Linked DNA regions of Homo sapiens: regions 1, 2, 3, 4 and 5 are each linked to region 6. The links are chromatin loops, found by intact Hi-C in ENCODE. Cell type or tissue: mammary epithelial cell. All regions are shown on one strand. Region 1 has its middle 480 kb from the start of PSAT1. Region 2 has its middle 440 kb from the start of LNCARSR. Region 3 overlaps LOC107987083 (a long non-coding RNA gene). Region 4 has its middle 410 kb from the start of PSAT1. Region 5 has its middle 540 kb from the start of LNCARSR. Region 6 has its middle 310 kb from the start of PSAT1.

Region 1 (5,000 bases), 180 kb after region 6:
AGGTTGAAGGCAAAAGCAGAGTCTATAAGCAGGAAGAAGCTTATATCTGGATTGGAAGAATAGCAGTTATAGTAGTAACAACAATGATAGTTATATGAGCTGGCATTTGTTGAAAGCCTACTATGTTCCAAGTACCCCATATACGTTAACTTATTTAAGTTTTGCAACTCTGTAGAAGTGGGACTGTTGACTCCCTGCTATGTCTCTGTCTTCACCTCACTCCCTGGATTGTTCTGAACCCCTAACAGGCACTCAGAGAGTTAGCATCCTCTTTCCTAAGCCCTAGCTTGCTTATTTTTGGCTTTTCCTTCTAAGCAATAACAGTGGCATAAACTTGATACAAGAACATAAGTTTATTACCCAATGTTGACTAAACACAGTCAGTAGAAGTAGTTACAGATGGCATATAAACCTCTCTTCTAGGTGCATAGTTGAAGTTGACCCTTTAATAGGTAACTCATATTCTTCCCCTTTATGACATGCACAATCACCTTCCCAGATTCTTCCCCAAGTAGAGCTAAGTAGACTCTGGTGTCACCCCTAATTATGGCTTATTTCATTTTCATGTGGTGCCTCATTATCATGCAATTACCATAAATCAGAGGCATCTTGCCAGGGCATCTGGGTAATGGAATATGCTCAGTACAGACTAAACCAAGAACTGGGGCTTGACCTCTCAGTCTTTCTTTGCTTTTGACTACCTTCCTCCTGGAGGCAAAACAATGCAAACAATCCCAGTGCTTTCTTGTTTTTTTCTCATTTTGTCTTCCTCCCTCCAACCCCCACCCCAAGGACAGGCTGCCCTGCAAAGTTTCTGTAGCACAATCTCCTCTCCTCCCAAACCATAGATTCTTCTCTAATCAATACTCTACTGTGATTCAATGATGTGAAGAGGTAATATCGTTCCCTGTTTTACAGATGAGATTTAGGAAGGTAAAGTAAGCCATTCAAGGTCACACAACTAGGAAGAGATGGAGCTAGAATTCCAGCCTGAGACTGACTCTCAAAAGGAGCCTCTTTCTTTCCCATACTGGCTCTTTTCCCTGGGTGCAAAGGAGTTATGAAGGACAGCCTACAAATTATGGCAACTCTCTCCTTCTACTATGGGCAAGGGCTGGACAATCAGGGCGTGTAGGGTGAGCAAGCGTTTAGAATCATGAAGTTAATTTGCAACATCTATTTATCCATTTCCCTGAGTTTTTTTTTTTTTTAGTTTAAACTTTCTTTTCATTAAAAATATAAAGTCACCATCTAGGTATAAGTTAGAATTAGTTCTAGTAAAAGTTGCAGCTGACATTACATTTTTGTGATAACACTTACATGATTAATTATTTAAAGTGGGAATTTGGGGCAACACACTTTCCATGCATTTTTTAAAAATTCAAGTACGAAGTTTCCCCACCAAAATTATTGCAGAAGAGATAAAAGAAAATCTTGCTTAACAGCAGGAGCATATAAAATTACTTCAACACAGAAAATATCTTTGATTTTACTCTAAGGATAACTCTGAAATATCAAGCATTAAAGACAACAAGTTTTTACAAATGCATTTCTTCCCACACTGACAATTGTTGAGAATATACTTTGCTCTATTATACTGTATTAATATAGAGAATGTAAACAATGTCAAAATATACCCATGCACTTCCATCCCAGCAACCACCTGAGGCTGTCCTTTTAAAAAAAATTTAAATTTAAATTTTTATTTTTCTGAAAACATGTCAGGTTCATAGAGGCTACCTTTGATATTGTGGGATCTGCTTGTTTTCCTAGCTAGTAAATTGCTCTGGGATTTTTTTCTTTTTGATATACTGCATGTGAATTTTTAAAAGCTTTTTATTGCAAAAATGTTCAAGCACACAAATTTAGAGAGAATCTCATACTTAACCCCCAGTTTTTCATTTTGCTTCAACAGTTGCTAACTGATTGAAACATCCTTTGCAAGTAAGAGACAAGTAAGAGATGTCTGAATGTAATTGACTCCATCTTGCTTCTGACCTCCAAGCTGTCCTTGGTCATTCCTGGACAGAGGTCAAGCTAATTTTGGGAGAAATTTAGCTTATAGTTTAACTTGAAAGCAAGGATGATAATAATCCCCCCTAAATCTTCCCTGCTTGCTCGGGAACAAACACCATCTTTGTTAAATTAATGAAAGGCTACAAGAATAGGACTATAGGAAGGGCATGAACTCTGATAAGAAATAGGTGTAGTTTTTGTAATCCCTTACCACTCAGGAGTCATGTGGCCAGAGGTGACAGGATTTGTGGCTTCCCTAGCTGTTCCCATAATAGCATCACTATTGTAGATTGTTTTTGCAAGAATTTTTTCCAGAAGGATCCTACCAGGACCAGTGACTCATGACTTAACTGGTCCTGAGGCCCCACCCGGAGGTGAACTCAGTGCATGAGAACCATTTTTCATACCTCTATGATTTTAGCACCAACCAATCAGCAGCATCCATTGCCTAGCTCCCTACTCACCAAATTGTCCATAAAAACCCTAACCGTGAGCCTTTACGGAGACTGATTTTAGTGATAACTCCAGTTCTCTCCCATGGGCCAGACTGGCGTCAATTAAAGTCTTTCTCTATTGCAATGTCACAGTCTTGGTGAATTGATTTTGTCTGTGTGGTGGGCAGGAAGAACTCATCAGGTGATTATTACATCATGGCAAATCGTATTTATTCCATTTTTGTTACTCCACAGGTTTTCTGGTGGGGGAAGAGGGTAAGGGAGAATATAGTATTTCAAAGCAAACTTCAAACATATCATTGTATGTAAATCTGAGTCTCCTTTTAAATATCTCTAGATGATTTCCAATTTTTCCACATGGTTCCTATATATAGCAAACATTCAAAAGGTTTTTCCCCATTAATTCTGAGAAATGATTGAGAGACTACAGGAAGATCCGTGAGCATGCTATGGATTTTTCCGGTGTCAGCAGAAATCCTGTTTGTGAAATAGGTAGACCCAGCAGTGGTCATGAATGATGGCTTGACCGTGTGCTGGCTGTGCTTCTTAATGCTGGCTTTTCCTCTGCTATCTTTTCCAGCACCCAATAGGGATCTATATAAAAGACAAGGGACTATGTAATGACAATTGCTTATACAAAACTCATAAAATTTGCATGCAATTTAAATACAGATTGGGCTACCAGTGGGCATGGTTCACTGACAAGCACTCTCATGCTGAGTCTGGGCATTGTGTCCTCAAAGGCTTGACCCCTCCATGGAGATCTGAGGAAGAAACACATGCAAAGAAAAATCCAACTCTGTTCTGCAGTCCTGGCTTCTGTAGCTTCACTTGTCCTCATGGTTTTGGAGTCAAGGCAGAGAAGAGAGTCATTTTACATACACGATCTCAGCAACCTCTACTGATGGCCCCTTCAAATGACTCTGAACCCATAAAGGGGGTTGATGGATGGAATTGAGGCTTCATTTAGCTAGAGCTGCTCATGTGTTTTTTTGTTTTAGCGTCTCATTATCAAAAGAAGGTACTTGAGAGATTAGGGCCTGAACAGACATTAGAATGAATAGTTGATATTTAAAACATAATTTTTGATGACTCATCCATTCCTTTATTTAGTTTATATTAGGTTTGTGCAAAAGTAGTTGTGGTTTTGGAAATAAAATTAATAACAAAAACCTGCCGGGCATGGTGGCTCATGCCTGTGACGCCAGCACTTTGGGAGGCCAAGGCAGGTGTATCACCAGAGGTCAGGAGTTTGAGACCAGCCTGGCCAACATGATGAAACCCTGTCTCTACTAAAAGTACAAAAAAATTAGCTGGGCATGGTGGCAGGTGCCTGTAATCCCAGCTACTTGGGAGGCTGAGGCAAGAGAATCACTTTAACATGGGAGGCGAAGGTTTCAGTGAGCTGAGATGGTGGCACTGCACTCCAGCCTGGGAAATAGAGCGAGGCTCTGTCTCAAAAAAAAAAAAAAAAAAGTAATGACAAAAACTGCAATTATTTTTGCACCAACGTGTTCTAGATGCTGTTCAGCATTTTGGAGTTATGACAGTGAACAAAAAGACAAAGTCTCAGTCTTCATGGAGTTTATGTCATAATGGGAGAGATAGACAATTTGTAAATACATAATGGTAGTTGTGTAAGCAATATAGAACAAGTGGAATGGTGATAAGATGGAGCCTGACTAGCAACAGAGAGGTAGTACTTTAGATGAGAGAATGTATCAGGCAGGACTGGCAGGGTCAGTGCTACTCAAAGTGTGGTCTGAGAGCATCAGAATCACCTAGGAGGTTTTTAGAAATCCAAATTTCCAAACATCTACAAGAAATTTGATCTAAAGATGCAAGACTTACTGAATCAATCTCTTTGGGAAAGGAGCTCTCTAGGTGATTCCTTTGCACCTAAAATTTGTGATGCACTGGGCCAGGTTATGCAATGACCCTGAAAACTGAAAGTTGAAAATAGTTTCATGTTGCACACTCATGATCCACCAGCAGGGGCCTCTTTTCTTCCTAGTCTTTTAGTGGCTCAGGGTGCAGTAGCTGCCATCATTGAAAGCATCCATGGTTGTTATGAGAACAAGAAAGGGGGTCTTGTAACTTGATGTTCCAGTGAGGAGGTGATACACATCACTTCTGTTCACAACCAGTTGGAAAGTGCTAGTTCCATGGCTGCACCTGATCCCAAGGGGCCCAGGAAGAGCAATGCTACCATGTGCTTAGAAGGAGAAGCGTAACAGGTGAGCAGAAAAGGCTGGCTTGAAGCCACTTCATGAAAGTTGAGACTCGATGGATGAGCAAGAGTCAGCCCTGTAAAAAAAAATTTCAGAAAAAGGTAACAGCAAGTATGAAGGCCATGAATCAAGATTAAGTAACTCTCTGCTCTTTGCTTATGTCCAGAGATAGAAGTAAATGGAAGTAAAAGGTAATTGATCCTATGAGCCCAGAGAAATTGTGCATTATTTCTATATGACTACTAATGACTACAGAAGCTAATATCAAAAATTTTGTCTCATATTCTTGAGTTGTCAA
Region 2 (5,000 bases), 530 kb after region 6:
AGAGTTCTAAAATCAGCAGGAAAAGCCTGACTCCAGCCCTTCCCTTTCCCTCTTCCCACACCTGCCTGGGTGCAGGGCTTTAGTGCTGGTCTGCCCTCAGACATGGTATCAGGGCTTGGAGGTGGGTGGTTTAACTCTGTCCCTGATTGGTATGTCCATCTTTTTCTGAGCTGAAGTACCAGAAAGCCCATATGGGCATAGATCTAATGCCATATCGCCAATTCAGCTCTGACCTCTCACAAAGCTAATATTTTGATCTCCATCTGTCTGTTCCACATCTGTTTCTTAATTGGTTTAAAACTCCGGCCGCACAGAAAAGTACCATTTGTTGGCCCTCTAAAACTTGGCCAGCCTGAAAGTCTCTCTCCATCTCTTATTTTTCTGCTGGGAATACACTACAGTGAAGGAGGCAGTGCAGGAAAATGGGCAGCTCCGCTTCCTCCCAGGAGGTTTCTTAATTGTTCCTTAAGTCGCATTGGTACCAGATGCCAGACAAAAGCTTGAAGCAAGGTACTTCCTTCTTGGTTGTCCCAGAATCAGAGCTATAAATTCGTTGGGTCATTGCCCTTTAAAAGAGGAGGAAAATATGAGGTGATAATAGTCAAGGTCATTGTTGTGAATCCAAAGAATTCTGTAAACCAGCTGTAAAGATTCTTCCTTAGCCACTGGGCATAGAGCCTAACACAGCTCTACAGACACTGGCAGATTTTCTAGATCTTCAGATCAGACTTTTTCCCTAAGCAGCTCGTTTCTCTTTGCCACTATTAACCTGTTAGATGAAATATAGCTAACCTTATTATGAACTAAAACAGAGAAATCGTGATTAGAACATTTAGCTATGCTATGCAAGGACATAAAGGCAACCAAAATGTTGTCACGATATTTCTTTTATTTTTTGAAATAAGAGAAATAAAACTTTATTCTAAAGCTGCAGAAAATGTGGGAGGTAAAAATATTTCAGCATTTTAGTATTTTTCCCCTACACAAAATTATCAGGATGCCATTTTTTTTAATTATACGTTAAGTTTTAGGGTACATGTGCACAACGTGCAGGTTTGTTACATATGTATACATGTGCCATATTGGTGTGCTGCACCCATTAACTCGTCATTAACATTAAGTATATCTCCTAATGCTATCCCTCCCCACTTCCCCCACCCCACAACAGGCCCCGGTGTGTGATGTTCCCTTTCCTGTGTCCAAGTGTTCTCATTGTTCAATTCCAAGGGTCCCCAAACCAGCTTCCTTCCATACTAACATCTCCTACTTGTTGACACACTTCAGGTGAATAAGGCCCTAGGGTGATGACTTTTCTTGTGTTGTACACAATAATGCTATGAGTTGGAATCACCATTAACCCTCTTTTATAGATGAGAGCACTGAGTTTCCTTTGAAACTGTCCTGAAGATTCCTGCTAAGGTGCTGAGAAATGCCAAAACTGTTCTGTTCCAAGTCTGTTCTTGGAACATTCCCAAGGTCATCAAAAATGGTGGATCTGGGATTTAAATCCAGGCCTGGGCACCAGAAAGCCCAGGATCTCAGCTACTGTCAGAGAGATGAGTCTGCTCTTTGTTTACCTCTGTTCCAGCATCCCTCTCCTAGCTGTCTTGTTGTACCTACCATTCAGAATCCATGAAAATTTAGGGTGCCCATCTCCATGTGTGTTCACAAGGTATCTATTATAATTGAAACCTCATAACAACCATGTTAGATGAGTCAGGTTATCACCTTGATGTTACAGATGAGCAAACTGAGACTTAGGAAGTAGAAGAAAGTTTCTCCAGATCAAACCACAGAGCTAATACAGCACCAGAGCTGACATATGAACCCCAGCCTTCACTTAAGTTAAAACTTTATAAATTCCGGTAAAAGACTCTGGTGGCATGGATATTTTATCTACAGCATCTCAGCCCGGCTAATCTTGTTGGAGCTAGCTAGCAGGACACACAGAAGGACACAGGTCGTGTAGCTTCAATGCACTGGGCTGCCATTGCTTTTTGGGCTTTCAGTCTACCTGCATTTCCAATGAGAATATTCATTTGTTTTCTCCATATCCTAGTAAATTCTTCAGATTCTTATTTTAAGCAACAACTTTCTGTAACATAATGATAGCATTTCTGCACACAGCACATAGCCCTTTCTGAATTTTGAATAAAAAGACTGATATAATTGTCAAATCTCCCCATCCTGATGAAAAGAGAAGGCTAGGAGGACAGACTTGGAACAGAACAGCTTTGACATTTGTCAGCTCATTAGCAGGAACCTTCAGGACACATTTCCACTCTTGGTGGTCAGTCGCACTCAGTGTTAACACAAAGGGACTGGCCCTCTAGGCATAGAAGAAACTTTATTTTCCCATTAAAATATAATTGCATAAAGAGATTTGGAATTAAAGCCAAAATTGGGCTTGCCAGACATAAAACATATCATGCTTAGTTTGACTACTTAAGGGGTAACAACTGCTGTTTTGAGCAACAGTTCTTTGGGGCCATTCTTTGCATAGAAATATTCAACATAATCTTTAATTGTGCTAAGTGGTGTGAAGGGGAAACCAGCTTCAAGGCTAATATGATAATGAGTATTATCTGAGAGACCAGAAAAAAGGCGGTTCGGAATATAATCTTTCATGCTTTTTTGTTGTTGTTCAGCTAAAAATAAAAGCCTCGTTAAAGAGAGTTTTAAATGAATTATACTTCTCCATTTCTCTCACAATTAATTTTTGTGCAGCCCAATTGCAATTTGCAATTCTGATGCTTTTACCCTGAGCAGAGCAGCGTAAATTGGTTGGAAAACGGCAGAGGGCAGTGCTGAGCTGAAGCTGGCTCTGGAAACTTGCTTCTGGCTATAAAATTGTGCCTGTTATTAGATGAAATCTTAGGACTAACTTAGCCACAGAGGAAATTAAACTGCTAATTATGTGTGTCTAAATCACTAAAAATGGGTCCAGTTGTTGCTCAAGATTTCAGAAACACCCACCTCTTCTCTTTCTATTTAAAATATGTAATTATGCCTGGAAATAGTACCTATTAACAATTTTATACAAATTTTAAAAATCTTTTAGAGTTATCTGTTTGCATAGCTTGTCAATTGCTTGGTAAATAAACAAAAGATTGGTGGTTTTAGTTTCGTGGGGTTTTTAATTGTTCATGTCCATGTCTTCATCGGGGTACTCCATGTTCAGGTACGTAGAGTAGAGTTCCAATGGATTCAGACAAAATAACCACATTATTTTTATAGCACTTTCTCAAAAACAGATTTCTATAGAGGCAAGCATTTCCAAGATTTGGAGAGAAACTGATTCTAATTTGGGGACAAAAAGCAACAATGATGGCATAAATGCCTGTATGCATTTAGGAAAGTGAGGTCATTGTAAATTTTCCTCATGATCAGGAAAAACAACAAACAAACAAACAAAACAAAACAAAACAAAACCAGACATCTCAGAGTAAATGTGGAGTCCATGACCAGCAAAGACCATTTTAGGTTCCTTGTGCTGTGCCAGGCAGCCTGGTGGCTGTCCATAGATGATCAGATAAGCAAAAGGGAAAGAAATTTGATACAAAGTCTTAACAAAATATGACTGGAAACTGAAAGTGAATATATATGCTATGTTGAATAATTTGAGTAATTTGCATGGTTCAGGGCCTTTAGTTTGCAAATAGTTTTTCATGTATTATATATCTCTTTTAAGGCCTTACTACTCACAGTATGTTCCCTAGACCAGTTTCATCACTTGGAAGCTTGTTAGAGATGCAGAATCGTCATCTGCTAAGTCAGAGTCTGTATTTTAATAGGTCTATAGATGATTTGGTTGCACCCTTATGTTTGAGAAACACTATTTTAGGGTTCTATTTCCAATAATTTGCTTTCCCTGAAAGGGGCATCCCTTCTACTTTTAGTATAGAGATGGTTCATAAAGCCTAGAACAGCAAACTGTCATTTAGAATCAATTATAAGAAGTCCCATTTGTGGTTGTAGTTGTTTTCCTCTTTGCAACAAATAAAGACTTTTACCATCTGTAAAGAATGCTTTTTTCCAGCTGGTTTTATCTGGACCTAAAACATCAGCTGGTCATTATTTGAAGAGAACCCGGGAAGAATGAATGCACTCAGATGACATGGTATTTGCATATTCCTTTTCAGGGTTTCTTGTCATGCTGAGGATGGTGGATGTCATAGTTCGCCACCCCTCCCATTGGCTTAGCCCTCCAAGCTCATTCTATGCCATTTACAGGTTTCACAAAAGGCTGATAATGACCTATGTTACTTATCCATCAAGAGCTATGAACCAGAAGCTTCCTGCCCCCATTCACCCCTTCCTGGAGCAAGAAGGGCAGCATGGTTAGGTCAGCCAATCAGAGTAATGAGGCTCTCCTGCTTGGCAAAGTGAGATTAATCTAAATCAATACTTTCCACCTTGGCAATTTTAACTAATTCCCTCAGGAAAGTACAAGAGCTACTGAAACCCCTACAGTCTTTGCAAACCTCCTGGTAAGGCAAGGCAGGTAATACCTTTTAAGCTTGTTAATGTCTTATCCCGCTGCGTTCTACAACTGACTCAAAGAATAGCTGTGACTCCTCAAACCAGAATTACAAGGAAATGCAGCTTTCAGGGAGGAAGACCAAAAGTCCAGAGCTACACAGCGGATGGCTTTATTCTGTGGTGATAGCTCCTCAACTGCCTTGATTAAACTGCTTCCCACATTGTCTTTCTGCCTCTGTCCCAGTAATCATCAGAGAATCTAAGCTGCCAGGATTCGAGGGCTGCTCTCAGATAGTCAGGCTGCAGATTAGAGAGGCTTCCTTTTTCCCCAAACACATATGCTTTCCCATGCGCAGTCTGCAGGGACAGCGCCAAGAGGTGGTCTGGGTAGAGAGCAGCTCAGGTGTGTCAGAGATCCTGGGAGCTTAGGGAGCCTCACTCCTCTAGGGCAGTAACAGTGTGAACACCTGAGGCTCACTCAACAGGAAGGGTTCCCTGGATAACATAGCAGGGCTTCT
Region 3 (5,000 bases), 160 kb before region 6:
CTTTGGCTTTAACTAGGTTTGTAGAAGCTCCTGTCCCAGGCATTCACCTCCCTCGGGATAAGAATCATCAGTCACCAGGGAGAAAATGGATATCTTGAAGCTGTGGGCTCTTAACTCCTTTAAAGCCGCAGGACAAATGATTTAACTGAACACTTGTCATGCAGGGAGGAACAGTAATCTTAGAAAAGGGAAGAAAAGTCTTCAAAATTCAGAATCTGGGGAAATTGCAGAGAAGGCAGCTTTATTCTTCTTGGGTGTGTGTCCATTGTGGAAGGAGTAGGGAGGCACAACCACAAATCTTGGATGGCCCTGGCATACCGAGGGCAGGTTTCCCTTGACAGCACTTTATTTCCAGAATTGTAACAAGGCCCAGTGTTGAAAAGGGGAAGAAAAGTGTGGCAGTCAACAATAATTATGGTCATCTGATAATCATCAGTTATGGATGTGGGGAAGGGAGAATTCTGAAATCCTTTAACTAACTAAAAGTAAAACATCACCTCTGTCTAGACCGGGATTTCTCAATTTCAGTAGTGTTGACATTTTGGGCCAGACAATTCTTTGTGGTGAGGGCTATTCTGTGCATTGTAGGATGTTATGCAGCATCCCTGGCCTCTGCATCCTGGATGCCAGCAGCACCTCCCCAGTAGTGACAACTAAAAATGTCCCCAGACATTGCCAAGTGTCCCCTGAGGAACAGAGTTGCCCCTGGCTGAGAACTGCTCACCTAGACTTAGGCAGGGGCATTGGGTGCAGTCAGGATTGTTTTACTTCATGTCCTCTCTGGCTGATGAAATCAATAGAGTTAACACTAATAGTGGTTTATTCTTGGTCACTGGGATAGCACGGCATGTGCTGTTCTATTTTGAGAGAACAATTTTCCTGTGTTTTATGTAATAAGGGCCTTGTGATGCATGGATTCTGGGCATCCCAACATATAAGTGTGCCTGTAAGGCAAAGAAACTAAAAACAAGGCACGCTCTGATTGCCAAGGAGGGGCCATGTTTTCTTTCGCGTCTCTCTCCTGGACCCATGCAATAATTAGTCAAAGTAAAATGAATATTAGCTCATGCTTAACTGCCTTTACCGCGCACTTGCCAGCGCTGACCCAGTAGTGCTAAACCAATTATTTTTTGAACTTTATGGCTTTAAATAATCCTTTGCTCTAAAATTCCCTATACCCCTCAGCTACTTAACCACAGGCCCCTCTGCCCTAAATCCTTTTCTTATACTTTGTAGCTTTTTAAGCAAGGAACCTCTTTAAGAAGACATAATCCCTTCTCTGTAGAAAACATGAAAGACCTTGAACAAATCAAGATTTCTCCATGGAGAATTCAGCTAATCCTGTGCTTAGCTCCTAACAAGGAAATCCATCTCTCCACCAAGCACGCCATTACCCGGACTAATGCCTGACTTGAATAACAAGCAAATTATTGTGCTTTTAATTGTACCCTGCTCGGTCACAAAGCACATCTGAGACAGGAATGTGCCGAGCTCTTCCAGGAGAAACAGGTCATGCTTCTAATCCTCCTTTTCTGTCGCCTTCCCCTCCCCCCTTTCAATCCTTTTTCTTCCCAGCGGCACACACAAAAAAAATTAAAAAAGACAGCTAAATTATGTTTAAAATGGAAGAGTCTAAAAGAAAAAAGGTGGTAAATACTGACTTGGGAGAGGATGAATTATCTAGTCTCTGCAGTGTGGCTCATTTGAGGACAATCAATGTTATCATAACCCCATTACTGCAGGGCAATCTTTGTTACCCTAAACCAGGCTTCCTCAACCTCAGCAGGATTGACATTTTGGGCTGAATAATTCTTTGCGGTGGGGGGACTTTCCCGGGCATTGGACAATATTTATTGGCCTCCCAAGTTGTGACAACCTAAAATGTACCAAGACATTTCCAAATGTCTCCGGGGAGGAGGCGGGGGGGGCAAAATCGCCCGTGGTAGAGAACTATTGACCGAATCCCACCCATACTGCGATGTATTTGTTCCCCCACTGCTATCCTTCCTGTTCACAAACCCCAGGCAAATCATGGTTCTCGTTGTAAACCAGGGAGAGACAAATGTGTTGTTTCTGTAAGTAGAATGAGTGGAAAGAAAAAAGACATGAAAGCATATGTTGTTAGGGGGTGGAGAATGAGCACCCCCTCAGCACCCAGTATTAGGATTTGGGGGGGCTCTGACTTCCATTGGGAAGTGGCTGTGCCCCTGGGTGTGAGCAAGCCAGCTTTTGAACGCCTGTATTTCACGCACTTCAGAAATAGGCTTGCTATGGTGAGACACGGGTGATGATGATGGAGAGGCTGCTGAGATAAAGGAGCCACTTGCCTGGAGGTACTGACACTCTCAGTCCTCTGTTTAGACTTGAGCGCGGGAGAACTGCCCCACCTCACTCAGACCATGCCAACAGTCCTGTTTTGGACCAGAAAATCAGTACCGAGGCGAGCTACCCAGAAAAGAGACGTTATGCAAGCCTTGAATTGCACTTTCATTACAGCTATTGAGGCAAACATTTCCTCGCTCCCGGAGATTGAAAGAATCCACCCTATTTTTAGTAACTTACTAGAAACATAATTGCTTGTCCTCACTGACCAGAAGAAAACGCAGGGAACGAACACGTTGCAGTTATCCCCGGTGTCCACTAGATGGCGGTGTACGTCTTCCTGAGAAGCCCGGCCTGGCTGCCGCTCGCAACAACTCCTTGGGTTAAGGAAGACAAGTGCCACTCGTCCTTTGGGAGACAGCCGGGTCCTCTCATTGTTGGCACAAACAGCTCCAAACAATTGCACTGACCACACAGCTCTAAGCCACATTCCAGGGCGCTGCCGTCTGCTCAGGAGTGAATGCTGGGAAAATGAACCAAGCTGCTAATTTGCTTGATTGGGGGAAAAATAAGATCTCCAGTAACAATGGGCGTAATTTATTTTTCCAACAAGAATAGGGGCAATGCCATTTCATCCCCCCTCCCAATTGCTACCATAAATGAAAGCAATCACCTAATTAGTCCTGAATTACTAACTGGCAGGGTAATGGATCTGCTGAAAATTAAGCTGAAGTGGAGAATTTGGAGAGGGGGATGTGATTTCGTGGGCAGGAGGGGTGGGAAGGGAAGGGAGGTGAAGGCGTGGAGCCCATTGTAGGGCCCTGGGCCCCTGCGGTCTGGGGGTTATGCTGGCCCTGACCCTAGGAGAACAAGGGGCTCAGTGAGTCTCTGGGCCATTCATTTTGTGCAGGAGAATGACTTTCTAAACCCTAAACCGAGGAAAAAGCATCTGCTGGGGAAGACATGCCCCTGAGTTCCTTTTAAAGTGTTACAGATGTAGATGAATTGGCTTAGGAAAGAGAACACAGCCCTGTGGGGCCTGGCCACCCCGCTGATGGGGCCGGACAGGCGGACCCCACAGGGAGACTCTTGAATGCCTTCTCTCCTGAAACACAATGAGGGAAATTACAGCAAATCTGAGACTGAGTTTGGATTTTAGTGCTTAAGAAATACCCAAAGGGAATGAAATAAATGCCTAGTTACAGATTTTGTGTTTTTGCATGCATCCTTAGTCTTCGCCCCTTCCTCAATGGAAATAATGAAGCATCCCCACACCCTGTGGCAGGCCCTCTCCTGGAGAAAAGCAGAACAATAGGAGAGTAGGTAAGGGCTGAGATCTTCCACACAAAGGCTCCACAAATTGAAGGACTAATTTATTTGTTCAGAGATGCCTTCTTGTTTTTTAGTTAGATATCACTTTAATTGAAATACTTTACTAATGCGATTTATCACAACTGTAAACTGTCAGTTTCCACAGCTGTTGCCTTTTTCAAGCAATCTGGCAAATGTGTGTGGGTAAAAACACAAAGAAGGTTGAGGAGGAGTGGGCTCAGGCTGTCTCTTCCCCACTCAGCTGGTCCACAGGCCCCTCACCTCCGCCAAAAACATATGCTCTTCTTCCTTAGAGGGACCCACTTCAATTCTAGCGCACATCTGTTGTCTTGGCTTCTAAACATCCATCCCCCCTCTCCTTGGAGGAGTACCTGGTTTTCTTTTGGGGACCTATCCTTTTCCCCATATCAGCCCATGTGGCTTAGATGAGGTGACCCTACTTTCCTGCTGTGGGGTGGGTGCGTATCCCAGCTCTGGCCTAAAGGTACCCTCTTCCGCCTCTCTTGGCTGTGTTGATTGGCTCTTAAGAGTTGCCAGAATTAGCAAAACATCAACAGCAAAAACAAACCAAAATACTCAGTTAAATTTCAGATAAGCAACTATGATTTTTTTTTACTACTATTATGTTTATTACTATTATTAATGTCTTTTGCATGGAGAATACTTATATTAAAAACAATGTATTGTTTATCTGAAATTCAAATTTAGAGAGGCATCCTGTATTTTATCTGGCAACGCCATTGGTTCCAAGAAAGGGACGTGACCAAAAGTGGTCAATTCATATTCAGCTCAGGACTTTTATTGGAGTTTTGGGGAAAGAAGTATTTAAAAAGAAATCTGTTGGGGTTGCTAAACTGGTAGGTTATGTGCTTACAACTGTTGGTGATGATCTTTGCTACTTTGTGGGAACAGCTGCCTGAAATGGGAGCCAAGGCCACAAAGATCAGACCTGTTTCATTGGAGCAGGTGGATCCAGCTGTTCCTGAAGCTGGCCCTGTGGTTGGTGGAGATCAGGGTCCCAATGGCCAGGTGGGATCACAATTTTCTACCTCTTGAGCCTGGAAAGTAGAAACATCAGCACCAGAATATGCCCACTGAGCACTGGCTTCTATTTAATCAAAAGAGTGGTAAATGGATATTGAGCAGCAAAAATAACTGATGTCCAGTACACCCTATATTGTTTTCTAATTGTTTTGTCACATGTAACATCAGCCCTTTTACGAGACAGCGTGGTTGTGAGAGGTGACAACGAGGGGCGGCCCTCGTTCGCTCTCAGCACCTCTTCGGCCTCGGCGTCCGCTCTGGCCATGCTCGAGGAGCCCTTCAGCCCGCCACTGCGCTGTGGG
Region 4 (5,000 bases), 100 kb after region 6:
GCAAAATTAGATGAGCAGAATAGTATAGGATGAAGGGTTTTGGGAAAAAAAAATACACACACACACACACACACACACACCACATATTGTGAGATTTGGGGAATTTAACAACTGAAAGCAACATTCATGGCTATTTACTTTTTTTTTTTACTTTACTCTTTATCCTCTTGTTTTAAGATGAAGAAACAAAAAGTCAAAAGTGGTTAATGGACTTGCCCAAGGTCAGATATTCAACAAACTGCTTTTCTTAGGTTACGAATAGACTATCAAATTCTTGTGGTGTCTTCTTTTTACTCTAAATGCTACTCACTAGTGGACCCCAGTCTTACAGTGGGTGTAGAATGGTAAAGTGTTGAGGGAGTAGAGTATAAATGTAGATAATGTTTTCTTATTCAACCAAGAATCTTGATGACCAGCTTTAGAAACAATGTTTTAGGTGTGAAAATGCATAAGGCTTCATTCACTCTCTGGATAGGACTTCTGTATATGGAATCCTAGTCTGGTTATATTTATCAAGCATTCTGCTTTATGTATAACCTAACATGGCCATAGGCAGAAAGAAGTCACTGAAACATCAGATGAAGGATTGGGTTAAGTGACTGCCAAGATCATTTCCTGTCTCAGTATTGTTCAGAGCACTCAAGGTAGTGATTTATGTCTACTTAGAAGGATGCCATCCAGACCTTGACCAGTGTTTGAAAACAATTTTCTAGCCAGCAATGCAAAGAGATAATTTCACAAGTCAGCCATGTTTATGGTATATCGTCCATGAAATCACTGAGCAGACATGTCACTGCATCATAGAACCTTCACCCAGGTTCATATAGGCAAGGTGCTATTGCCTTAAGTGGTGTTTATGAGATGTATAGCAGCAATGGACAACAAAGGAGCCATTTTTCTCTTTGCATTGCTGAAAATTTGGCTTTCCTTTTGGATGCTGTTAAAATCCCACTAGACGCATATATAACATGACAATAAGTCGGAATTTTCTTTTTCTATTGCTCCAGAATTGGTGATAAGATCTCAGAGTTGAAGAAGGTCCAAGTGTTCCTTATTTAAATGAAGCGACAAAAAACCGAGGCTAGATACCTCTCTAGGGCTTAATAAGCAGAGACACAACCTGCCCTTCTCATTCAACCATTCCCCCACCCCAAGACTGGTGTGTATTAGTTTGCTAGAACTGCTGTAACAAAGTACCACAGACTGTGTGGCTTATACAATAGAAGTTATTTTCTCATGGTTCTAAAGGTCGCAAGTTTGAGTTTGAGGTATCAGCAGTTTGGGTTTCCTCTGAGGTTTTTCTCCTTGAATTGTAGGTTGCCACCTCCCTTTGACTTAGCTTGAACACATGAACTTCCCTCTGTATTTGTCTGTATTCTAATCTCCTCTTATTATAAGGACACAAGTCTTACTGGGTTAAGATCCACTCTACGATGTCTACTTTAATGATGTGATTTTAACTTACCTGTTTAAAGACCCTTTCTCTGCATGCAATCACATTCAAACTTTAATATATAAATTTTTTAAGGATACCATTTGGCCCATAATTACTGGGAAAGGGAGATAACTACTGAGATTGGCAGTCTTCTAAGAAGTATTATATTCAAGCTTTATATGGTTTGGCTCTGTGTCCCCACCCAAATCTCATCTTGAATTGTGCTCCCATAATTCCCTCCTGTTGTGGGAGGGACCCGGTGGGAGATACTTTGAATCATGGCAGAGGTTTCCCCCATACTGTTCTCATGGTAGTGAATAAGTCTCAAGAGATCTGATGGTTTTATCAGGGGTTTCCGCTTTTGTATCCTCATTTTTCTCTTGCTGTCACCACGTAAGAAGTTTCTTTCACCTCCCACCATGATTCTGAGGCCTCCCTTGCCATGTGGAACTGTAAGTCCAATTAAATCTTTTTCTTCCCAGACTCCAGTATGTCTTTATCAGCAGTGTGAAAACAGGCCAATAAGGTAAACTGGTACCAGTAGAGTGGGGCGCTGAAAAGATACCCGAAAATGTGGAAGCGACTTTGGAACTGGGTATCAGGCAGAGATTGGAACAGTTTGGAGGGCTGAGAAGACGGGAAAATGTGAGAAAGTTTCGAACTTCCTAGAGACTTGTTGAATGTCTTTGACCAAAATGCTGATAGTGATATGAACAATAAGGTCCAGGCTGAGGTGGTGTCAGATGGAAATGAGGAACTTGTTGGAAACTGGAGCAAAGATGACTCTTATAAGGCTTTAGCAAAGAGGCTGGTGCATTTTGCCCCTGCCCTAGAGATTTGTGGAACTTTGAATTTGAGAGAGATGATTTAGGGTATCTGGCAGAAGAAATTTCTAAACAGCAAAGCATCCAAAATGTGACTTGGGTGCTGTTAAAAGCATTTTGTTTTAAAAGGGAAACAGCATAAAAGTTCAGAAAATTTGCAGCGTAATGATGCAGTAGAAAAGAAAAACCCATTTTTTGAGGAGAAATTCAAGCCAGCTGCAGAAATTTGTATAAGTAACAGGAGCCCCATGTTAATCCCCAAGACAATGGGGAAAATGTCTCCAGGGCATGTCAGAGGTCTTCATGGCAGCCCTTCCCATCACAGACCCAAAAACCTAGGAGGAGAAAATGGTTTTGCAGGCAAGGCCCAAGGTCCCCATGCTGTGTGCAGCCTAGGGACTTGATGCCCTGCATCCCAGCCACTGTAGCTGTTACTAAAAGGGGCCAAGGTACAGCTTGTCCCATGGTTTCAGAGGATGCAAGCCCCAAACCTTGGCAGCTTGCACATGAAGTTGAGCCTAGGGGTGCGCAGAAGTCAAGAATTGAGGTTTGGGAACCTCCACCTGTATTTCAGGAGATGTATGGAAACACCTGGATGCCCAGGCAATAGTTTGTTGCAAGGGTGGGGGCCTCATGGGGAACCTCTGCCAGGGTAGTACGGAAGGGAAATGTGGGATTGGAGCCACCACACAGAGTCCCTGCTAGGGCACCACCTAGTGGAGCTGTGAGAAGAGGGCCACCATCCTCCAGAACCCAGAATGGTAGATCTGCCGACAAGCTTGCACCGTGTGCCTGGAAAAGCCATGGACACTCAACGCCAGCCTGTGAAAGCAGTTGGGAGGGGGGCTGTACCCTGCAAAACCACAGGGTGGAGCTGCCCAAGACTATGGGAACCCACCTCTTGCATCAGTGTGACTTGGATGTGAGACATGGAGTCAAAGGAGATCATTTTGGAGCTTTAGAATTTGCCCCACTGGATTTCAGACTTGCATGGGCCCTGTAACCCCTTTGTTGTGGCCAATTTCTCCAATTTGGAATGGCTATATTTACCTGTACCTCCATTGCATCCAGGAAGTAACTAGCTTACTTTTGATTTTACAGGCTCATAGGTGGAAGAGACTTGCCTTGTCTCAGATGAGACTTTGGACTGTGGACTTTTGGGTTAATGCTGAAATGAGTTAAGACTTTGGGGGACAGCTGGGAAGGCATGATTGGTTTTGAAATGTGAGGACATGAGATTTGGAGGGGCCAGGGGCAAAATGATATGGTTTGGCTGTGTCCCAACCCAAATCTCATCTTGCGTTTTACTCCCATAATTCCCACATGTTGCAGGAGGGACCCAGTGGGAGATAATTTGAATTATGGGGTCCGTTTCCCCCACACTGTTCTCCTGATAGTGAGTAAGTCTCATGAGATCTGATGGTTTTATTAGGGGTTTCTGCTTTTGCATCCTCCTCATTTTCTCTTGCTGCCACCATGTAAGAAATGCCTTTTGTCTGGGCATGGTGGCTGACACCTGTAATCCCAGCACTTTGGGAGGCCAAGGTGGGCAGATCACAATGTCAGGAGATCGAGACCATCCTGGCCAACACAGTGAAACCCCGTCTCTACTAAAAATACTAAAAAATAAGCTGGGTGTGGTGGCAGGCGCCTGTAGTCCCAGCTACTCGGGAGGCTGAGGCAGGAGAATGGCGTGAACCCAGGCGGCGGAGCTTGCAGTGAGCCGAGATCGCACCACTGCACTCCAGCCTGGGCAACAGAGCGAGACTCTGTCTCCCAAAAAAAAAAAAAAAAAAAAAAAGTGCCTTTTGCTTCCTGCCATGATTCTGAGGCCTCCCCAGCCATGTGGAACTGTAGGTCCAATTAAACCTCTTTTTCTTCCTAGTCTTGGGTATGTCTCTATCAGCAGCATGAAAACAGACTAATACAAAGATGAAAAGTGATTGTTTTCTTTCCCCATCATGAAGAATAGAGGAGTGAATTTTTACCCTAAAGCCAAGAGAGGGGCTTTGAGAGTCATTCATACTGATTGGGATATACTTTTAGAGAGGCAGGAGGAGAAGACATCTCATTCCTTCCCTGAATCCTTGCTGAGCTGTGTAATGTATGGAGCAGTGCATGGAAAAGAGTTCTTGGGAGACTTTGAAATGTATACCCTGGAGTTTTGGGGATGCCTACAGACATAGAGATGGCACTTTCTTGCCTAGAATTTCTGAAGGCTAAATTTTTACTGAAATATTGTACAGTAGCAGTGCAGAAGGAATGCTGATGTCATATCTTTAATGAAAAAGATGAGGATCACCCTCATTCCAATTTTCTACTGTTCCTGGATAGTTCAAAAGAGAACCACAACTGTTAGTGTGGCTGCACGTAAAAAAGACTACAGTAGGTAAAGGATGGGTCAGATATCCCACCCAGGTGACATCTAGACTAAGCAAGGGGATACCTCACCCAGTGAAAGGTTTGAAGGTGAACTCTGATGAGGCTGCTCAAGAATGATGTACACAGTCTCTATGTTAGTAGTTCTCAAGCAGGGTGAATTTGGCCTCCAGAAGACAACTTGCAATTTCAGTTGTTATAACTGGGAGAATGATGTTACTGCCCCAATGCTGGGGATGCTGCTAAACCTGCTACCACGCAGAGGGCAGCCACTACCATAAAGCATTACCCAGGTCAAAATATCAGTAGTTATGCTGTTGAGAACTCCATGTGGAAGCCATCATATTGGCATAGTCACCCTG
Region 5 (5,000 bases), 420 kb after region 6:
TTGCATATTAAATTCCCAAAGAATGCTACTCCAGCGACTTGATTCAGGTATTTCTTCCTCTAGACTTTTTCTCTCCCCAGTTGAATACACACACCCCTTGCTCTTCATTCTTTCTGGCAAGTTTTCTAAGGTGTGTACCAAGTTTTTGAGGAGCTGAATATCACGTTGCCTTGAGTCAAACAGGAGCCAGCTGGCACCATTTATCTCTTCAAATTACAAGAAAATGTGAGAAACAACAGGGTGTCTATGTGGGGTCCTGCAGAGCCCTAAAGGGCAGCTACGTGTGAAAGAGTCTATCATGGCAATGAGCTCGAGAATTACCTGTAATCCTGGAAGCTTCCAACTTGACAAAACTTATCTCAATGTGGTTTCTTGATCAGATTTTTAGATTTTTTTTTCTACCTTATCCAGCTACATCTTCAAAAGTTAGATGTGTTTGTGAGAGTGATAATGGTGGGAGGAAATTCATTTTGTTACTTTTTTGCTGGAATCAATGCAGTTTTTTGAAGGCTCCGTGAGATTCCAGTAGATATTAGACGTTTAAGTTTCCTAATTATTTATTATTTTTGTTGAATTTCATCACATCATCTCTTGAGGTAGGCTGTTTTATAGTGCATCACCTTGAGAAGAAACAAACACTCCCTCATAAGCATTTGAAGTCCCATGTAAGTTTAATATCTCAGTAAAAACTCATAAAGGATTTTTATTCGAGTGAAAATGTTATAACACAATCTATTTGAAACCTCATACAGAAAGATTAGCCAAGATGAATATATGCATGATATTTTTAGGAAGTCAAAATAAGTAGAAATTTCTTAGCACTTCTTTTTGTGTATGCCTTAGTGAAAGAAGAAATTACATAAGAAAAATCATAAATGTTAAATCTGGATTATTAGAAGGCATAAAGGCTTATCCTAGAATAGACTTTTTCTCACATATTCTTGTTACTACATTTAAGAAAATATAAGAACACAAAGACAGGATAATTCATTTTAAAATGTACATAATTATAAAATGCAAGGGAGCTGTTTGAAAAGGGTATAACCTTGAAAAAGGTTTATAGATTTAGACTAAATGAAAAAAAACTTTAGGAATTATAAATTTTTCCTGTTGCATTAAAAAACAGATTAAATATTTCAGAGACTGATTCAGAAATCAGTATAATAAATAAAAGAAAACTATGGGACACTATTACTGAGTTCTCTAGGAGCTTGAAGAAAGAAAATTTATGTGCTTCCTTACTTTTTAAAATGCACAAATCTTATATTTGTAGAGAAGTCAGTTTAACTTTGATAACTGGGTAGATACTGGAACTAACCATCAAGCAGTTTATAATCCCCTATAAAAGCACACCATTCTGGGTCACGATCAACATTGCTTTGCAGAAAGTAGATTTTGGACAAGATTCTTCAAATATGATAAAATAAAAATTTCAGGATGCATTGCAAGATGGATAATATACAATAAAAATACACATGAAAACTTTGAAATTGTGATTCTACTCTGTATGTCATTTTTAGCACGCCAGAATTTTCTCCAGCATACTACTGGAGACGTGGTTCTTCAACTTTTGGTCTTAGGACCCTATTATATTATTAAATTATTTTGAAGTACCCAAAGAGCTTTTCTTTATGTGGAATATAGCTACTATTAATATTTACTGTATTGGAAATAAAACTGAGAAACTTCTAAAACATAAGCATGTACAAGCACACATTCCATTAGCCAACAGATTGAGAATATCAACACGTCAGGTAGCCTTTTAGACAATTCCGTTGTACACTCATGAGAGAACAAGAGTGCAAAGGCAAATAAGTTTCTAGTATCACCACAAAAATAGTTGTGACTTCACAGACCTCCAGGTATCAGGGGCCCCAGTGGTTCCCAGAGCACACTTTGAGATCACCATGCTGCAGGGTTGGTAACTGAGAGATTATCAGACATCTCAGTGAGAGGAACCAAGAGTGACTCAAGGAAAGAATTTATGAAATATCCCTCAAGGTGTAAATTCTGTCTGGCTAAAAGTTAATATTTTTATTAGAGATCCCTGGGTATTATCTTTAAGCCTATGATTTTTATTCAAGGAAAAAATAATATTAGAAAGGTAAGGGGTAGGGGAGAAGGATTTGGTCATTATTTGATGAACATTTATTAACTAATCACATTATATAGGAAGCACTGGAGAGACAGAAAAGATCTTAAAGACCTTAAAGCTGTTCCTTGACATGTTCACCATCAGGGAGAGAGATCTATGTGCGCTAATAGAGTTGTGAACAGAAGTCTCAGGCAACCCAGTGGAAGGAAGAGTGATTTGTGCAAAATCATTTCAGGAAGTCTTCATCAAAGAGGCGATGCTCATGACCAGGTGTGCACAAGCAGTGCACATGCTGAGCAGAAGCACTCCAGGCAGTGAGTTCAGAGAAAAGTGCTGCAGGCAGAGCGTGACTCTGGGCAGAAAGACATGCAAGGGCATGTCTCCAAGGAATGGTGATCTTTCAGTAGCTGGAGCAGCAGGTGTTGTTGGGGTAGAACATGTGGGAGAGGTTAGGTGTGACTGCAGAAGGCTTTTTATGCTCACTGAGAAGAGTGGGCAGTGCCCTGTAGAGAACAGGAAGCTGCTGAAGTTTTTTTTAGCAGACGGATGATTTTTCAGAATCATGTTTCAGAAAGTCAGCTCAGTGGCTCTGTGGAGGAGAAAAGGGATGAAGCTGAAACTAGAGCTTGGAAGCGCAATTTGGAGCATCTTGGAATAGTCTAAGCTGGAACACTGTGTTGCATGGGCTCTGAAATCAGTCTGCTTAGGTTCAAACGTTAATTACTGCCTTCATTTGGGGACCTCAAACAATTAGCTAGCTATAGAGTAGAGGAGTGCCAGTAGCTACTGTAAGAATGACTTGATACAATAAAATAAAGTATAATGAAACATTAATGCACTATAACTTTGTAATCGATATTAGTTATCATTATGGGTGCATAAAATTATAGGGAAGAGGGAAAACTTGGAGCAGATTCTAGAGATATTTAGGAGTTAGGATTCACAGGATTTTTGTGAAAATGTTGGATGGTGGTGATAGATGGTGAAATTATTTCAGATGTTTAGATTCAAGAGAATTCTGGGAAATGACAGATAATAGGTAATGCAGGGAGGGGACAAAGGGCATGAGAATGTGGAGAAAGTAAGGCCTATTTTCACATAAATAATGTTTGTAAAAATGATGGGAAATGTTTACTGCAGTTACCTCGCATAATACGGAGGTGCAGTGTGTGCCATTGATGATGAAACGTATCCAAGAAGTTTTAAGGAACAAGATGGAAAAATTCACTTGTGATAAATCTCACAGACCCAATCAAGGGAGGAACAGGGTAACTAAGCTTCTAACAGAAATATGTAATTTCTTAAGAAAATCAAGTGCTCTCCTTGAGGACTAGAGGGTAACATGCAGCCTTTAAGGAAAGAATAGGTGCAAATTAAGAGAGAAGTTGGGAATGAAAGCTGGCAATGTATTTTTTTCTTTAGCATAAAAAATTGCACATTATCAATGTATTACAAGAAAGATGAAGTGCTCAAATCCACACAGCCAAAATGCCCAGTCTAGGTAAGTTTCTGTTATAATAAGTCAATTTAGAATAATAAAAGTTGTTAGGAAAAGAGAAGTTTTTATTGACTTAAGTGGTCAAAGGGTGCTGATTTAAAAGAAACACAGATTCTCTGAAAGATGTACAGACTTTCTCATAGATTTATCAGTAGTTTAAAAGGGAGTGAGTAAAAACTAGAATGAAATATTATTTTCTCAAACACAAATAACCGATGTAAAGTAAAACACCCAAGTGATCAGCTGGGCATCTCTGCATGCTGTTCTTATGTTAGCTATTTGCAAAGATGTGGGAGAAATCTCAAGAAAATAATTACTTGGAGGAAGAAAGTTACTAATCTCAAAGTAAGGTAGAGGAAAAGATAAAAGGATTAGATGGAGGGACTTATGTTACAGTGATAGTATTCTGAACCACTTATTTCTTTAGGAGAAGGGAGAGGTGAAGGGGAGTGGGGAACAGTCGTCTTTGAAATTAGAATAGCTCATAAAATAACTAACTACAAGGTAAGCATTATTAGAATCTGTGCCAATTCACGGACTGTTTGCATTCAGACACTGGTCGTATTTTATTATAGTCACACGTGAATTGACAAAATGTGAAGCATTTTGTATTTACAGTTCAGTGGAATAATTTTTCTACTCTGACTGCTTGAATGTATTGTTTGGCTTCAGGGAGAATTGCTCATGTTCTTGGAATGGAAACAGATCTGAATAATGGTGTTATCAAATTAAAAGCTGGTCTTAAGGCTTAAGACATACTAGGTATGTCTTGAAAGCAATTTTTTCTGTTCCTCTTCTGTTCCCTTACTGAAATACCATTGATCAGTGCTTAAAATGGAAATGTGGATTTGTAATCACCTTGGTGAGTGAAAAAGGATGCCACACAGGGTGTTAGTTTCCTACCTCAGTATGAGAATTCACAGTCTCTTGGGATAGAAGTAGCACCTTCCACTTGTTCCTCCCTCTGCCTCCCAACACACACACACACACACACACACACACACACACACACACACACACACACACACAAGCTCTCCTTGCTCGTAAGCCCTCCTTAGGGTTATAAAATGGGTGAGATCTTTCTGAGATCTAAATATAAAGGAACGCAATTTTAACATATTGTGTCATTAAGAAGTTTAGGAGCTTTTAGACACAATCTGGAGGTAGTGGAAAATTAGATGCAGTGTTGCATTAGACATGTTTTTAGTATTTTCTTCTTTTTGTAAAAGCTGTAATTTTCAGAGTTAAGAACCAATTTAATGTCCCTGGAGTTACAGCTTTTTTGTATCCATTGTCCATTAGGTGAATTACTTAGCCAAGAATGGAATCCATTTATAATGTATAAAATACTGTGAAATGTCTTAAAAACAGTCTTTGCAGGGGGAAAAAGCATTGGGAGTCCATTAA
Region 6 (5,000 bases):
GCGCTCTAGAGGTTATGGTATATCTGTATTTATGGGAAACACTACATAACAGTGTGCCATCATTGTGCATCTCTCCTCAACTTCACATTCATGGAGCATACAAGCAGTAGCTTGAAATTTGCCAAGTGAGAGTATTCATGCTATGGAAATCAGCAAATGCTACGAATCAGGGCTTGTTTTTCTTGGAGAGTCACTAGTTAACATGCTGTTTTCCAGCAGTATTTAGCCAGTGGGAAGCACTGAAGAGAGCTCAGAGGATTGGTGGAAGGAAGAAGTCATGGTTTTTCATCTTTTCTTCTGTGGCCTTGGGAATATCTCTTCCCTTGCCTCCTCCAGTTGTCCCTCTATTGAAGGGGTGGTGGCCAGGCGCGGTGGCTCACTCCTGTAATCCCAGCACTTTAGGAGGCCAAGGCGGGCGGATCACAAGGTCAGGAGTTAGAGACCAGCCTGGCCAACATGGTGAAACCCCGTCTCTACTAAAAACACAACAATTAGCCAGGAGTGGTGGCAGGTGCCTGTAATCCCAGCTACTTAGGAGGCTGAGGCAGGAGAATCGCTTGAACCCAGGAGGCAGAGGTTGTAGTGAGCTGAGATCATGCCACTGTACTCCAGCCTGGGCAACAGAGCGAGACTCTGTCTTAAAAATAAATAAATAAATAATAAAAATAAAAAAGAAGGGGTGGTATTGGCTTCCTGTTGTTGCTAATCTCTGGGTTGCTTCACTGTTTGACATTTGTCACTGAGCTTCTCAGTTCTTCTATCACCAGTGTCACCAATTCTCTGTACTAAATTCTTTCTGCTTTACATATTTGAATGCTTTTTCCCCCATTTAGACCTTATCTGATACATATAGCAAATTTATTTACACAGGTGTCTTTTGTTTTCGGTAGCACTTTTAATGTCAGAGCTTACAAAATTTAAAATAATATGATGTGTTAGCGATAGAAAGCCCTCTCTTTATTCAGAAGAAGAATTAAAGTGCCAGAAAGCGTAAGCAATTTGTTATAGTAGGTTGGTGAAAAGCAATAATGCTTTCCCAGCATATACTGGGATTTTTGACCCACACATTAATATTTTGAGCTAGAAATAATATAGAATTTATTAGAACTACTGAATGCCCTCAGTACTTTTTTGATATCTGAGTTTCGACTTGATAGCTCATATTCTGCCTTTGTTTAGGTATTTTTTTTTGTTTATGATGCCATGGTGGCCAAATCATGTCTACAATGAGAAATTTTAAAATATTGAATAGATTTTTGAAAATTGAACTGGCAGTCAGCTGGCTGTCTTACTGTCTTATAAAAATAACACCCCTGGATGTCGGCTGCAGTGGCTCATGCCTGTAATTCCAGTATCTTGGAAGGCCGAGGTAGGAAGATATCTGGAAGCCAGTTGTTTGAGACCAGCCTGGGCAATATAGCGAGACCTTGTCTCTACAAAACATTTAAAGATTATCCAGGCACAGCAGTGCGCCTGAGCTGAGCCTAGCTACCCAGGAGGCTGAGGTGGAAGGATCACTTGAGCCAGGAGTTCAAGGGTACGTGTGAGCCGTGATCACACCGCTGCACTCCAGTCTGTGTGACAGAGCAAGAGCCTGAATTAAAAAAAAAAAAAAAGCCTATTGGATATATAGCTGCTGTGTCTGGGTTCTGTCTCTCTGTTTATGAAGGTCCATTAACTTATTTCATAGTCAAAATCCACATGATTCTCTGGGACACAGGGAAGAAAGATACTAAGGAGGGGTAGTTTCTTCTTTTCCTATGGTTTTGTAGAATATAGAGAAAGTGGATTTTACTTAGTAAATGACTGAATGGTTTCATATATCATCTCATAGAAAAACATTAATTTTTAAATTCTGCTGAAGTGGCTTAGATTATAAACACTGCTCTTGTTACTTCATATCTTGCAAGTCTCCTTTAGTGCTCTGTTATTAAAATATTGTGAAAGAGAAAGAGCGCTGATTAAACGTGCCTACATGGATACATTTACATTAATGCATGATGATTAATTATAAGTTAATATGCTCATTCACAAAAATATTTTAAGGTGGCATAATGATAAGGCTGCATTGATAACCTTGCACAGCCCCTTATTAACTTTATCAAAAGCCAGATATGAGGTGACGTTAACACATTTTGGAGTGGCATGCCAGCAAGCCAACTGGCTTTCCGTGAGTGTCATACTCACTTTGGACCACAAGATGCCGCTCAATAATCCGTTATGATTTAGGTCTTTTGTTACAAGCCAAATGACATTTCCATTTATTTTACATGCTCTCCAATTACATATTAAAACTTATAGTGGGTGGGTTGTGGGGAGGAGACCCTGACTCTGAAAGCACTTTTTAACTTGGATGTGGGAAATCTATGAATAATTTATTTAAGGTATACAGATGCAGGCTGAGAATTCAGACAACATAGAATTGTGGCATCCTCAGCTTCTGTGCGTGTGTGTACTTGTCTACTCTTGCCCTGCTGTCTACCCAGCCCTTTTTGTATAGTCACCAGCACCATCTGCCCCCGAATGAAATAATTTCCTGCTGGTTCTCGCTAGCAACTCACAAAACAACCTATTTTTGTAACTATTCAAAATGTCAAAGGATTACCTTAAAATAAAAACACATAATCAGCTTTCTATTTTTCAGGCAGCAATTAAGTAGTCACAACATGGCAGTCCATAGATGAAAGCTCCAGAAATAATTGTTTCCAAAGGTAATCACTGGAAGAAGATAATTTTATTTCCCAAGTCCTTGTCTTAGGCTTAAAAAACAATTCAGCCTGAAGATTCAGATGGCTTTGGTCTTTAACTTTCCCATCAAATTTGCCCTACATTTAAATTTATATGTTTTAATTTTTTTGAGATAAGATGGAAGCAAGTCTTCCCCACAAATACTTTTTTATGACCAGTGTCTAAACACGAGCCAAGGTGGTCACATTATGGAAACACATTCCTTGGAAATTTGAGGGGCCAGGCTTTAGAGAAGAAGCAGCTACATAAGGAAATCTCTTCCATAAACGTCATGTAGGAAAGTTACTTTGCCTTTTTCTGGTGTTAATTTGGCAGCAATAGAGCTGATCTGCCTCCTAGATAAAATAGACTACCTAGGTGGTATGATTTCCAGGTTGTCAAGAAATAGCCCTCAACATAGTCTCTTCTTAACTGTCACTTCCATTTTAGTGTGTTGGTTTTCAGATACTTTAGTCTATCTGGCTGAGCACAGGATTTTAAGAGATGGAGACTGATGATCAGAACAAACAAACATATGAGAGACTCTGTATGATGGTGAGAGGAGAGAGAGTAAGCAGCAGAAATGGGAGGAGAATGACCAAGACGTGGAAAGAAAGAGATGCTCTAGGAAAAGCCCCACCTAGTGCATTGTCTCAGTCCATTCTTAGGATGGGATCAACTTGGTGGTGTGAGCATTTAGTTTAGACAATAAAAAATGGACTCTCAAAAAACTGAAAATAGAATTACCATATGATCCAGCATTCCCACTGCTGGTCATATATCCAAAAGAAAGAAAATCCTTATATCTAAGAGATATCATCTGCACTCCCATGCTTATGACAGCACTATACACAATAGCCAAAATTTGGAAGCAACCTAAGTGTCCATCAATGGATAAATGGATAAAGATAATGTGGTACATATACATAATGGAATATTATTCAGCTATAAACAAGAGTGAAATCCTGTCATTTGCAGCAACACAGATGGTCCTTATGTTAAGGACAATAAACCAGGCACAGCAAAACAAATACTGCATGTTCTCACTCATATGAGGGAGCTAGAAAGTGGATCTCATGACAATTGAGAGTAGAATGATGGTTTTCAGAGGCTGGGAAGAAGGCGGTGTGGAGAAGGGTATGAAGACAGGTTGGTTGATGGGCAAGTATAAACATACAGTTAGAAGAAATAAGTTCTAGTATTCAAAAGTATGGCAGGGAAATTATTGTTAACAACAATTTATTGTATATTTCAAAATAGATAGAAAAGTTATAATGTTCCCAACAGAAAGAATAATGTTTGAGGTGATGGATATTCCAATTACCCTGATTTGATCATTGTACATTGTATACAGGTATCAAAATCATATGTACCCCCAAAATATATGTAACTATTAAATATCCATAAAAAATGAATGGAGAGGCTTGTCCTCTGAGCCAGCTTTCTCATTTTTCGTCAGTCCTGGCTCTCTATATCACTGAGAGACACATCACATTTCTTTCTTCATTCTCATTCATTTGTTCATTCTTGTGAATTCAACATATGTTCATGAATAGTTCAACAACTATTTATCTTGTACTAACCCTCCACCAGGTACTGGATTAGTGACTGTGGATATGAAGATGAAAAACATTCGATTGTCAGAACTACAAGGAGACTATCACTGGAACTATTATGCAGAAAATCTCATTTTTTTCTTAAAAATATCCTAATATATAGTGGAAATGTTAAATTTTGCTGTATTTAATGTAAAAGTGAAAAAACATAGCTTCTTTAGACCAGTGATTCTCAAGCCTTCAAATGCACAGCCATCATCCAGGGATTTGGTTAGAACACAGATTGTAAGTCAGAATGTCTAAGGCTAGGCTTGAAATTGTGCATTTATAACGAGCTCTTGGGTGATGCTGATTCAGGGGACCACACTTTACGTAACAGGCTTTAGCCTGTGGGGTGATTAGTTATCCAGAAAGAGAGAAGTTTCTCACAGGAAAATGATCCACTTCTAGGTCAGAGGGAGGAGAAAACAGGTGTTAAGACAAACCTCTATAAAAGTAAGACAGGGGTAAGACAGAGAGGATCTGTTTCTGATGAATCACTCTCTGCCACCTGACTCTGTCTGCGTTTTCAGGATCAGACATATCGTACCGTACACCAGGATACAGGTTTTCTCCTAAGAGGGACACTGATCATTTCCTGCATCACTATTTTGAAACATCAGAACCGAAATGGTTTTTATGTTCCTAAAAGAAGAAGAAGAAGAAGAAAAAGGCACC

Evidence for each region. A loop is a pair of places that touch in the nucleus more often than their neighbours do. Peaks named below come from ENCODE experiments on the same cell type or tissue, not always from the same donor. Only the 100,000 strongest peaks of a DNase experiment are listed, where the experiment ranks them.
Region 1: it touches region 6 in a loop (18-fold over the local background); 3 of 110 quality-filtered maps call a loop at or near these places.
Region 2: it touches region 6 in a loop (8-fold over the local background); 9 of 110 quality-filtered maps call a loop at or near these places.
Region 3: it touches region 6 in a loop (6-fold over the local background); 14 of 110 quality-filtered maps call a loop at or near these places.
Region 4: a loop joins it to region 6, with 24 times the contacts of the local background. A loop is called at or near these places in 4 of 110 quality-filtered maps.
Region 5: it touches region 6 in a loop (4-fold over the local background); 3 of 110 quality-filtered maps call a loop at or near these places.

What each region holds. Positions count from the first base shown.
Region 1 is chr9:78,779,498-78,784,497 of GRCh38, forward strand. No RefSeq gene overlaps it. Among named protein-coding and RNA genes, the nearest start is that of PSAT1, 480 kb to the left of the region's middle. In mammary epithelial cell, CTCF peaks have their summits at 2,385 and 4,478; no DNase peak of the experiment used is centred here.
Region 2 is chr9:79,127,275-79,132,274 of GRCh38, forward strand. No RefSeq gene overlaps it. Among named protein-coding and RNA genes, the nearest start is that of LNCARSR, 440 kb to the right of the region's middle. In mammary epithelial cell, a CTCF peak has its summit at 2,800 (motif pointing right); no DNase peak of the experiment used is centred here.
Region 3 is chr9:78,437,008-78,442,007 of GRCh38, forward strand. All of the region lies in intron 2 of LOC107987083 (a long non-coding RNA gene), which reads left to right. Among named protein-coding and RNA genes, the nearest start is that of PSAT1, 140 kb to the left of the region's middle. RefSeq lists an enhancer at 281-3,897. In mammary epithelial cell, a CTCF peak has its summit at 2,642 (motif pointing right); a DNase peak (open chromatin) is centred at 2,654.
Region 4 is chr9:78,701,348-78,706,347 of GRCh38, forward strand. No RefSeq gene overlaps it. Among named protein-coding and RNA genes, the nearest start is that of PSAT1, 410 kb to the left of the region's middle. In mammary epithelial cell, a CTCF peak has its summit at 2,972 (motif pointing left); no DNase peak of the experiment used is centred here.
Region 5 is chr9:79,024,030-79,029,029 of GRCh38, forward strand. No RefSeq gene overlaps it. Among named protein-coding and RNA genes, the nearest start is that of LNCARSR, 540 kb to the right of the region's middle. RefSeq lists an enhancer at 1,915-3,114. In mammary epithelial cell, no CTCF peak of the experiment used is centred here; a DNase peak (open chromatin) is centred at 2,472; H3K27ac peaks cover 3,437 bases.
Region 6 is chr9:78,599,941-78,604,940 of GRCh38, forward strand. No RefSeq gene overlaps it. Among named protein-coding and RNA genes, the nearest start is that of PSAT1, 310 kb to the left of the region's middle. In mammary epithelial cell, a CTCF peak has its summit at 2,191 (motif pointing right); a DNase peak (open chromatin) is centred at 2,461; H3K27ac peaks cover 582 bases.